3 separate regions of the Mus musculus genome follow, and all the other regions are linked to region 3. The links are chromatin loops, found by intact Hi-C in ENCODE. Cell type or tissue: left cerebral cortex. All regions are shown on one strand.

Evidence for each region. Hi-C counts contacts between places; a loop is a spot of excess contacts. Peaks named below come from ENCODE experiments on the same cell type or tissue, not always from the same donor. Only the 100,000 strongest peaks of a DNase experiment are listed, where the experiment ranks them.
Region 1: a loop joins it to region 3, with 2.0 times the contacts of the local background. A loop is called at or near these places in 3 of 42 quality-filtered maps.
Region 2: a loop joins it to region 3, with 3 times the contacts of the local background. A loop is called at or near these places in 3 of 42 quality-filtered maps.

What each region holds. Positions count from the first base shown.
Region 1 is chr9:14,929,081-14,933,080 of GRCm38, reverse strand. No RefSeq gene overlaps it. Among named protein-coding and RNA genes, the nearest start is that of Izumo1r, 27 kb to the right of the region's middle. In left cerebral cortex, a CTCF peak has its summit at 1,667 (motif pointing left); a DNase peak (open chromatin) is centred at 1,609.
Region 2 is chr9:14,865,616-14,869,615 of GRCm38, reverse strand. It overlaps Gpr83 (G protein-coupled receptor 83), which reads right to left. Exons shown (of 4, transcript NM_010287.3): 3 at 2,634-2,767; 4 at 1-1,441. The coding sequence ends at 817. Among named protein-coding and RNA genes, the nearest start is that of Gpr83, 7.4 kb to the right of the region's middle. In left cerebral cortex, a CTCF peak has its summit at 2,363; a DNase peak (open chromatin) is centred at 2,368.
Region 3 is chr9:14,997,436-15,001,435 of GRCm38, reverse strand. No RefSeq gene overlaps it. Among named protein-coding and RNA genes, the nearest start is that of n-TKctt4, 41 kb to the right of the region's middle. In left cerebral cortex, CTCF peaks have their summits at 2,093 and 2,330; DNase peaks (open chromatin) are centred at 2,468, 3,590 and 3,930; H3K27ac peaks cover 1,963 bases.

The DNA of each region.
Region 1 (4,000 bases), 68 kb after region 3:
ACTGGAAAGAGAGGCCCATTGGACATGCAAACTTTATATGCCCCAGTACAGGGGAACGCCAGGGCCAAAAAGTGTGAGTGGGTGGGTAGGGAAGTGGGGGGGGGGAGGGTATGGGGGACTTTTGGGATAGCATTGGAAATGTAATTGAGGAAAATACATAATAAAAAAAATTGAAAAAAAAAAGAGCTGTATTCTCTGCGTGGCTGAATGCTTTCCCTCTCTGTCCTCAGCTCTCAAGCGCACTCTCCCTCTTAGGCATGCTTTCCTACCATTAGTAAACTGTCTCTATTTCTCTGTTTCCATGGTACAGTCTTGTGTCATTTAACACAAGAGTCAAGACTGGGATGCTCTCTGAAAGTAGTCTTCATCTCTGCACTCAGCTGGTTTCCCTTTACTTTTCTTTATCTTTTTGGATACTGGCTGTAAGTCAAGGCATGCTCTCCTAATCACTTCGAGGTCTCCCAGTGTCTCTCTGCCTCCTTGTCTAACCTAAGGCTTTTCTCTCTAGCAGCTTCGGGGACTTTTAGCTTGGCTTTGCTATTGTTTTTCTCTCAAATTTTGATCAAATTGTTTTGGGATTTCCATCTGAGTCTGTTTCTGAAATCTTTTATTCACAAGAACGAGGTCTCTCTACAGCACCAGGCAACTTCCACACATTTTCTCATTTACTCCTTGTTGACTGCTCTCAGGCAGATAGGTATTGCCACCAATTACAGATGAGAACGTGAGGCCAGGAAGGGTTATTGGTCAATGGTCAGACACTAAAGGACAAGCCCACAGCTAGAATTTAAACACAGAACTTCCGATTCCACATGCTTGCCTCCTGGCTGGCTGGCTCATCAACACAGGCATTTGTTGAGATAATCCATCAGTGATGAGTGGTTCTAGGCATTCTGAGCACACGTGTTATAGAGAAAGAGACCACACAGAGTAAAATTGTCTGCCCAGTCTCTGACGCAGTTCTTCATTCCCACTGCAATTAAGCTGCGTTCCTTTACACTGCTCACCCTGTGACCTGTCATTGACATCTTTGTCTTTTGCCAAGGAAGAGGAAGTCATTAGACGTGGTGCTAAGATCGATGACTAAAATGTTACAGAGAATCACTGAATCTGCAGGGCCGGTTTCCTTATTCAACCTTCTTCATCAGGACAGATTATAAAAACACTAAAGATATCACAAAGAATATTCTGGTGTGGGGAGTGAAGAATGAAAATGGAAACTGTGGGGGTCTCTGCAAGCCTCATGACCAGCAGTGAAATGACTCAGCAAGACTTAGCTGGGGCTAGCTCAAAACTTCTGGAATCTGACACCAAGCTATTTGTTTCCTACACATTTAAGCAGTAAAACTTTGGGGATAAGTGTCCTTGTGACAATTCTCACAACAAAGCTTTAAGTTTGGCTGCATCAAAACTCTCTGGCAAAGCAGAGCTCTTTAGTAAAGCGCCTGTGACCTTTTCCACAAGAATGGGTTCTGCTGACTGAGAACAGTGCTCCGGATTCGGGGGGATTCAGTGGGGCTGCCTTTACAGAAGAGCAAAGATTACTAGGTGTTAATACATCCATTCCCAGCCGTCTAGATGGGAAACATGTTAATTTTTTCTGTTGAAGAAAAAAAAAAAAGCCTGTGTGTTTAACAAATCTGATTTCTCTAGTAGTATCTGCCAGCTCGTGCCCTCTACAGGAATCTGACTACATCACATGCAAAAGGAATCGAGACAAGATACCCTAGAACAGATGCTAGATAGATTTGTTTCCTTCCCCTGTCCACCCTTTCAAAATGATCATAAAACAAGAGTGTCCTAGCCAGGCGGTGGTGGTGCACGCCTTTAATTCCAGCACTCGGGAGGCAGAGGCAGGCTGATTTCTGAGTTCGAGGCCAGCTTGGTCTACAGAGTGAGTTCCAGGACAGCCAGGGCTACACAGAGAAACCCTGTCTCGAAAAACTAAAACAAACAAACAAACAAAGCAAACAAAAACAAGACAAAAAAACCCAAAAAACAACAAACAAAAAACCAAGAGTGTCCTCCTCTTGAGACCCTCCAGAGGGTTAGAGGAGCTTTGAGGAGTTGGGAAGAGGATAAAGAAGAGGAAGAGGAGTGAGGAGGAAGGAGGAGGAGGAATTGTTTACTAAAGTTCCAGGCCCACACTAAGCATTAATTTATACAAGCCTTAAATGATCTTTTTGAAATTATACGTGTGTTTTTGTGCATGTCTGTGTGTAAGCCTGTGTCTCAATGTATATGTCTATATCTCTGTGTGTGAGCCTGTGCTTATATGTGAGCCTGTGTGTGTGTGTGTATGTCTATGTGTCGGCCTGTCTGTCTGCTTGTGCTTCTATGTATCTTTGTGTGCTTGTGTGAGTCTCTCTGTGTGTGTCTGTGTATGTATGTCTGTGTGCTTGTGTATTTGTGTGTGTCTTTGTCTCTGTGTGTTTCTGTGTGTCTTGTGTCTGTATGCAGGTGTATGTCTGTGTGCATCTGTGTCTGCATATGTATGTATATGTGTCTCTGTGTGGGAGTGCTCCCATGTTTGTGGGTGTGCATGACTATCTATATGTCTGTTTGAGTATGTGTCTGTGTGTGTGCTTGGGTGTCTGTGTGTGTGTATGTTTGAGTGTATGTCTCTGTGTTTGAATTTGAGTGCATGTCTGTGTGTGTCTGTATGCTTCTTTGTGTGTGTATGTGTTCATATGTGTGTGTAAGGGCATCCATACTATAACACACATGTGGAAGTCCATGAGTAACCTTCAGAAGACATATATCTTCTTCACATGGGCCCTGGAGATCCAACTCAGGTTGGCAAATGTTTTTGCTTACTAAACCAACTCCCATGACCTTAAGGCTATTAAGTGAACTTTTAAGGTTTGTATAACCAAATATTATAGTTGAGGACACCAGACTCAGAGAGATCTAATAAACTTCCCAATACCACATGTGACAGAAGTGACTACCCACACACCTATGGTCACTTGATCTTTGACAAGGGAGCTAAAACCATCCAGTGGAAAAAAGACAGCATTTTCAACAAATGGTGCTGGCACAATTGGCAGTTATCATGTAGAAGAATGTGAATTGATCCATTCTTATCTCCTTGTACTAAGGTCAAATCTAAGTGGATCAAGGAACTCCACATAAAACCAGAGACACTGAAACTTATAGAGGAGAAAGTGGAGAAAAGCCTCGAAGATATGGGCACATGGGAAAAATTCCTGAATAGAAGAACAATGGCTTGTGCTGTAAGATAGAGAATCGACAAATGGGACCTCATAAAATTGCAAAGCTTCTGTAAGGCAAAAGACACTGTCAATAAGACAAAAAGACCACCAACAGATTGGGAGAGGATCTTTACCAATCCTAAATCAGATAGGGGACTAATATTCAATATATATAAAGAACTCAAGAAGGTGGACTCCAGAAAATCAAATAACCCCATTAAAAAATGGGGCTCAGAGCTAAACAAAGAATTCTCACCTGAGGAATACCGAATGGCAGAAAAGCACCTGAAAAAATGTTCAACATCCTTAATCATCAGGGAAATGCAAATCAAAACAACCCTGAGAAACCACCTCACACCAGTCAGAATGGCTAAGATCAAAAATTCAGGTGACAGCAGATGCTGTCGAGGATGTGGAGAAAGAGGAACACTCATCCATTGTTGGTGGGATTGCAAGCTTGTACAACCACTCTGGAAATCAGTCTGGTGGTTCCTCAGAAAATTGGACATAGTACTACCGGAGAATCCCGTAATACCTTGAAAGACTCCGAGAGGAGCCCCTTGCTCAGGCCTCAGGACAATAGCGGACACCCAAGAACTCACGACAGACCGAGCTTGTTGCAAACCACATGAGGCTTTATTCGGGGAAAGCCAGAGCTCTGGGGACGACTCATATCCCACGCAGGGGTAGAGGAGTCGTCCTCGAGGGGAAAGAGTTCCCAGTTTTTATAGGCCCTCAGGGGGGAAAGGAGAAGAGGGAGATTAGGGGATTTCCAGATCTAAACA
Region 2 (4,000 bases), 130 kb after region 3:
TAGGGTGGGGCTAGGCCCCACCCATCGCTAGTTACAAGACAGAGTTGACCCTCACCTTGCTCTCCTCTCCTCTCCCTTCTATTCTCATTTACTGAGGGGCCCCATTCATTACGGAGGAATTCAATAATACTCTGATATATTCCAGTTTCTTGCTAATTATTACAATCTACATGGACACGTGTAGTTCAGGATTTTAAAAGTACAAATGTACACACACAGAAGGCAAAGCTACAGATAAATTTACAGCATATTAACAGGCTTTTTTCTTTCTTTTTCTTTTTTTTTTCTTTTTTCCTTTTTTTACAAATTGAGGGCTGAACTCATTTCTTTACTTTTCTGAACTTTTCAAAGTGGCAATACTAATTTCTCTTTGTTTTTAAGAAGCCAAAATGGGTCCTGTCTGGTCATGGATAGAGCCAAGGTCACTGAAGCTGTGTGATTATTCCTGTTCCAATGACTTCAGAAAGCCTTTGTGCCTGTTCTTTTCTGAGCATGTGGGGCAGGCCCACCAATAGTATGGCTCAAGTCCCCCTGTGGTTGCTCAGCAGTAGGAAGGGCAAGGTGGCAGATGCTACACAATTGGAGGTGGTTGACTGGACCAGCCTCTGTTGAAGCTGAGGTGGTTTCCAGAGCTCTTGCTCAAAGATCTACACACACCACCTCATGGCATCTTCTAGAAAGTTTGCAAATCAGATGGGGCTGGACAGGTTCCTAGGAACCCAAGCATCTCACTGCTTCTGTGTTACTTTCCAACTCTGTTAGTGTCTGGTCAATTGTGAGAGGAAAGAACCCTCCCCCACCAACTTCCAGCTTTCCCTAACTCATGGCCACAACGGGTTCCACAGATGACAGATCTGTCTTCCCAGACTGGATCTGGGAAGAGGGCAAGTGGTGATTAGGTAGTGGAGCCCTCCGACCATGGCTCTTCTCTGTCCATGCCACCCTGAAGGAAGGAACTGGGGAGGGTAGCCTGTCTTCCTGCGGCTTGGGTGGCCTTTGGCACATGCTCAGCAATGCCTTAAGCTCAACCCTAAAGTTCTCATTGAGCCAGCAGTAGATGAAGGGGTTATAACAAGTACTGCTCATGGCAAACCAGTGGAAGGCAAAGTAGAGGGCATTGTTGGTGTGGATGGCCTTGCTGGACAAGAGGAGGACATAGCAGTTGAGAGGGAACCAGCAGAGGGCAAAGAGGACTACCACAAGCACCAGCATCTTCACGGTGGTCTTCTTCTTGCGTCGCAGGGCGAGGTACTGCTCTGTGGTCACGTCGCCAATGGTGTTACAGAGCCACAGCTTCTTGGCCACACGAGCATAGGCCACTGAGATAATGAAGAGTGGAAGTAGGTAGAGCAGGATGAAGGTGGCCAGGTCCAGATACTTCCAGAAGAGGTCAGCTGGCTCCGGGAAGTCCGGCAGGCAGAGGGAGCGCACAATGTCCTCACTGAGCCAGGGGTTGGGGGGTAGAGGAGGAAGGAAGATGACTGGCTATGAGTGAGGGTGTCAGTATTACCATGTCCTATGGAGGAATGCTGGCCTCCCTACCTAAGGCTGGGCAATCTGTCACAGCCTTTTTGGTATGCAGCCTAAGCATCCCATCATGCTTCACTCTCCATGGAACATTTTATAGAGGTCAGGAAGACTCCAGACTCTGTGTCCCCTAAACCTGGCATTACCTTTTGGACACAGTGGGTCCACAGATATTCAATGAATGAATGAATGAATGAATGATGAATGAACGGATCAATGAAGGAATGAAACAGCGATGTCCCTGCTTAGGAAACCAGCTCTTTCTTGAGTCCCCTTTGTAATCAGTGCTCACCCCAAAGAGCAACCATTAAAACAGATGGAAGGTCAGGAGAGCAGGTGGTACAGTACACATGCCTCTAGCCCTGTCCAGGCCTTACTAGCTTCCTTACACATTCTTTCTAGAAACGGAAGGAGGAGGCAGCTGTTTCCCAGGGGAAAGCTGTAAGATGACAAAACCACTCAAAGTTCCCTCCTTGGTTCACTGTTGGTGAATGTGTACTGCAGGTTTGCAGTGTGGAGGCAGAGTTAGGGATCGACTCAGAGAGATCATGAGTTCAAAGTGAGATCGCTCTTCCTTCTGTGCAGTCTGCCATGGAGAAAGGCGATTATGAAGTAGGTGTGGGTTCTGTTGTTGTTTTTAACTGAGTGTTTGAAAGAAGGAGTTTACCATTTGGTAGGAGCATATGTTAAGGATCAAACTGGGTAGTGGGGGGATAGGGAATCCTGCCTCAGAAGCATATACTCATGCTTATTTTCTTTCTAAGTTCTGCGAGCAGGGAATTCTTGCTTATTTTAAACAGGGCTGAGTGGTTATCTGTGTGAGCACACACTCCCTGGTGGCAGAACCTGGTAACTACTGCCTTGCCCTTGCAAACGGACTAGAAAGCAAGGGTGGGTTGAAAAGAGGATGCAGGGACTCAGCATGGGCCACGAGACAGGATGAGAACTGGCAAGAACAGCTCATGAGGCACGTGCGCTCGACAGCGAGAGTCACATCCAGAGGGGGCTCCTGTTTAGTCCCAGTGACTGTGGGCCAGGTCTATTCTGGAGGTCAGCATGGTACACTCTCCCTTGAGCCCCAGGCTACTCCAACTAACACTTCTCACCTGTACTTGAAGGTAAACAGTTTCTGGCAGATGGCATGTGGCAGAGAGAAGAAGGTAGCCATGACCCAGATGACAGCAATATATATGACACCCTTGGTGATGGAGATCCGAGGCTTCAGTGGATGCATGATGACCTAGAAAACACGTGAAGGTCTCACAGCTGAGGGTGAAAGCAGGTAAGAGCCCAGGTCTTGTTTATTAAAGGCTGTGTACCCTTTACTTTCCCTGGTGATGCCCGCATGGCACTAGGCAGTCAAGGAGTTAAATGGAGGTCACCCCTACCACAGCAGCTCACCTCCAGGGGTGGGAAGAGGGTGTCATGTAGACTCTGTGACTCCTGGAAGTCCCAAGGCCTCTTGCAAGTGAAAAGAGCAGGGCAGAGTGAGGAGGGTACAAAGGTGACAGAAGGGGACCTGAGCTCGCCCCCATCTCCTCGAGGCCTGACCATCTTCTGTAGTTCCAGACCCTGGACGGTATAGAGGGTTCTGACCATAAGGAGCAATCGCTTGTCACCCACTGCAAGAAGAGTGGGTGGCTGATTTGATGCCACCCACTAAACCCATTACTAAATTCCAACCCAGACTGATTTCCATGCACTTCAAAGGGAACCTATATCGCAGACATGGAGCCAAAATGTGTCTTGGAATTGATATTGTGTTTTAGCCAATCAACTCTTCTAAGAAGCTTAAATAATGTGAGACTCGTTCCTGGGGCAGAGGTTCTCCAGATCTCTGATGGAATTGGTGGAGACTAACCAGAGGTAAGGAACAGTTGTGTGCAAACTTTCCTCAGCGGGTTGTGGCATACCTGTGCTATGGGAAGACCTGATTCTAACATGATCAAGGCAGTTTGGAAATAGAGCGATCTCAAATTTGGGCAGTCCATCCCTCAACCAATGTGTAAATTCCTTCAGGAACACTCTTTTCAAGCTGTCACCAGATGCACTTAGATGTGGCTGGTGACATGGGACACTGTGTCCTTGGCAGCTCTGTCCACTTTGAACATTTATTTTTACTTGAAAGCCATTCCTCACATTGAATGGGGACTTTGAGTGTGGGTCTTTGGAGCCAGTTCTCTATTGGGCCGTATCATGCTTCTTGGGTCCTCTCAGAGCAAACATTGGTTCTTTATCTGGAGGATACTTGCTTTGTAGGTCTGTTTAAATCATCACAGTGCAGGACACTCTAGCAATAAGAGCTTGATCTTGGAGCTAGACACATGCTGGACCTAATGTGATCATTCTTGGTCACATGATCATGGCAAAGCGTGCGCATTTCTGAACCTGACTCTTACTTTTTAATATGGTCTAATCCGGTGGTTCTCAAGGTTTTCAACCTGTGGGTCACGACCATCAGAAAACACATGGT
Region 3 (4,000 bases):
ACATTCAGCTCTAACTAATACCTCTGCGGGAAGTGCCCCCACTTTCCCACTAACCTCTGCTGACGCCTGTCCCTCTCGCTGTCTGGGTAAGCCCAGGAAGGAGCTTAGCTCCCTGTCCCTGTACTCCAGCACCTAGTCCAATGCAAGGGTTACTTGCCTCACTACTGCGAATCCTGAGATTGCTAGGTGCAGCGGGGAGCATGTGTCAGACATGGACTTTCCTAGGCCAGTTACTCATCTTGGCCAGTTTAAGGCAGCCAAGTACACACCCCTCATTCCTCTATCCCCCTACATTAAGAATTGAGAACCTAACCCAGAGTCTTTCTGAAACTCCCCCCAGTACCTGTCCTTGGCTGTAGTCTCCTGCTCACACTTGGGCTTGCTGACCCATGTAGCCAGGCTCATTCTCTTCCAAGGTTTTAATACTCCATATTGTTAGGCGCAGCTGAGTGTTGAGCGTCTTCTGGGTCTGATAAAAAACACCCTGACAAAAAGCAACATGGAGAAGAAAGGGTTTGCTTAGGCTTAACAGTTCCAGAGGGAGGGAGTCCATTGTGAAGTCATGGCAACAGGCAGGGAAGGTACCCTGGCAGGAGAAGAGACCCAACCACAGCTTATCTGCAGGGGGAGAAACAGGATTGGGGATGGGGAGGGCTATACAGCCTCAAAGCGACCCTAGTGATGTACTTCCTCCAGTGAAGCTCCTCTTCCCAAACTCCACCACTGACTGGGAAGCAAGTAGGAAGCCTATGGGGACAGCTCTCTTCAAACCACAGCAGAGTGCTGACTGCTATAATAAGGAAGGGGATACCTGTTCTCAGTATTTATCCATCTAAGGGAGGTTTATTCTATGATACGCCCTCTGGTCACCCAGGGGTCTAGGAGGGAAAGAAGGAGCTACTGGCTGCCTGACCTGGGTCCACAGCTCTGGGGTTTTCCAGATGAAACTGGGTTATAGCAGCTAAACTCTAGGATGAGAAATTGTTGACATTCTGTTTCATATGCCCTCTGATAGCACCTGTGTTCTGGCGGGCTCTTCATGAAAGCAAAGCAGAGGAAGGGTATACAGTGTTCTTCCTTTGTGTCATTGCAGAGATGGGACAGGTAGGCCCCTCGGGGAAATGAGGGGGCCGGCCTGTCAGAAAAAGACAAGCAAAGCATCCCTTTCAAGAGCCAATTTCTAAAGTTTCCGTGTGTCTTTTCTCAGACACACACAAAAACTGAGAAACAAGAGGAACTAAAGTGCTGTTGAAAATCACTCCCAAACCCCAGAAATGAAATCTGCATTACCTCTAAGTGAAGATGGTCTTATAGAGCCCAAGCTTCCATGGAAACTTCAGGAACATAAAAGGAAATTCTGATGGCAATTTCAGAAGTAAGAAACCTCACATTTTAGCGTTGATCTCATTTGTTCTTTCTGAATATGAGAAGTGCCTGTTACAAAGGAAACATTGCTAAGTACAGAAGCCCTCAAGGCTCTTCATCTGTCTAAGCACTTTATAATACTACCACCCCTTGAGAGAAGTTTCATTTTAGAAAAAAGAAATTACCTAAAACTCTGGCTGCTGCAAGAGGAAGCAGGAGAAAGAGAGAAAAAGAGTAAGCCACAAGCAAAACTCAGGTTTGGACAGCTTGTCCGGTGGGATACAATGGAAGGCGTGTATGTGATTTTCAAAATTGTTTATCCAGACTTGAAATGGACAAAATGAATGTTAACCATCATCCCTAAACATCTTAATAACCCAGATTAGCTCAGCACGGCATTTCAGTATAAAAATGATGAGGTGTTTTACATCTTTCATACTCAATTTTTTGAAGTTCCACATAAATTCCTCTCAGATCTTTCTAGTAGACCTGGGCCTGCTTCTGGGCCTGTTGTTGATGCCAGATGGTGAATCTCCATGGCCCCCAGCTCATCTGCAGAGCACTCTGCTGAGCTCCTGACCCATTCAATGAGTTAGCCAGGGTCAGTGACTGAGTTGGTGTGAAGAGGCAGGATGCTTGGTTTCTCCTAGACACCAAGAGCCCATGAGGAAAAGCCTTCAGTACCTTAAAGTACTGAAAATCCCATCCAAATGAGATCAACATTCATTTTACAGATTATTCAAACCCCTCCTCTACCAAGCCTCTGGCTCATAGTGTTTCCTAGGAGCAATGGCATAGAAAGTAAGAAGGGGGACGGAGCTGGCTCAGCTACAGAAACCTGGCCACCTGAGTCCATTCCCTGGAATTCATGTGAAAAGCTAGATCTGGTGGCACGAATGTGTAATCCCGGCACACCTAGAAAAAGATGAGAGACAAGAACCAGCCAACCACTAGGCGCACGCAGCATGGACACAGAACAGGAGAAAGCCTACCTCAAGATAGAAGGCAAGAACTGACTTCTGAAACATCGGAGAACTGTGGTGTGTTCACATGCTCCCACACATCTGCTGCTTTTTCTAAGTAAGAAGAAGGCTAAGGAAAGTGCATGCCTAGTTTTCATCGATAGTTACACCAAGAAGCAGCTTTGCAGTGAGCAGCTTGAACAAACTCTGCACCGCACTGTCTCTGCTTGTGGATCTCCTGCTTCTCCTTGGACAGGGAAGAAAGGGAAGCAGCGTTTCCCGAGTGCTGCTGTGTCAGGCATTTAAACTTAAATTAGGTCTCGCAGTCACCACGATGCAGGAAGCATGCTCCCCTCGTTTTGGGGTGAAGCACCCTAGGAAGAATGTGTTGTCATGATTGCTGCCTGTGACTGCTGGGTGACCTTAGCTCCTGACTATGGTAGGCTCCAGTTTCTTCTTGAATCTCACAAGAATCAAGGGTATGGTTGATAATTAAAGTAGATTAAATAGAAACATTAAGCCCAGAACCAGCATTCACCAAGCACTCGGGAGCTGTTGTATAAAATATTTGATTTGACAACTAGAAGAACTCAAGTTATGGGTGCACAATGGAAAATGTCTCATGACCAGCAGAAAAGGGTTCAGTTTGGGTTTTAACACTAGAAAATCTGGTTTGGAATCTTCTCTCTAATACCTGAATTGGCCTTAGGAATCAACCTCTCTGTTTTTCAGGGTTGTTGTTGTGAGATGTTATATCTGACACTCAGTGGGAACTCATCAGATAGGAGCAGTATGTTTGTTTGTTTATTTGTTTGTGTAAGGAAAGGGCATCAGATAGTCCAGACTAGTTTCAAACTTACTGTGCAGCTAAAGATGACCTTGAACTACACAGGGATCACTGGCCTGGAGCACCATTCCGGGTTTATGCGATGCTAAGCAGCAGATTTAGGGTACTGTGCATACTAGACGAGTGCTTTACTGAGCTGCATTCCCAGAAAGTAGCTTCCTGTTGGCCTCAGAAATAACTGTAAATGCAAAGAAAGGTCTTTGAAGGGTGGGAAGTCCATCTTCAGGACGAACCCTGGAAGGGGCAGTTGCTAAGAGAGACCTTTACTCCTTAGAAGCCCGTGGCTCTGCTGTCCTCGGGGCTCTAGCTCCCAGCCCTGCACAGGTGGAAACAAAGATTGGGCAGATGGGTGAGGGTGGTGTGGGTATTGTCAAAGCGACCCAGGAATAGTCTTGACTCAGAGAACCCCAGAGAATAAACCAGATGGGCATGAACCTCCCCCAGCCTGAGATGGAATGGTGAAGGAGCTGGGGGATGGGAAAGCCCACCCTCCAGGGCTTGCACACCGCTGCCTGGATGATGCAGAGACCCTGTGCCTGGCCTTTATTATGCAGGATCCAGGCTTAGGGCCCCTGGCATCCTTCCCTGCCTGGTGACTTGGCCAAGTGGTGGCTGCCCAGATAATCTTACTTTATTTCTAATTTAGAAGGATGAGGCAAAGATGACATATTCACTGCAAAAATAATTTTTTAAAAGGCGAAAGGAAATTCAGAGAATACCAGAATAAATGGAGCGCTGAGGCCCTCTCTGTTCTTTGCTGCTTCTGCTCCACTTAGGCACAGAGATGATGTGACTGCCCGGCTTCCTGGTCACATGGTTTTCTCTT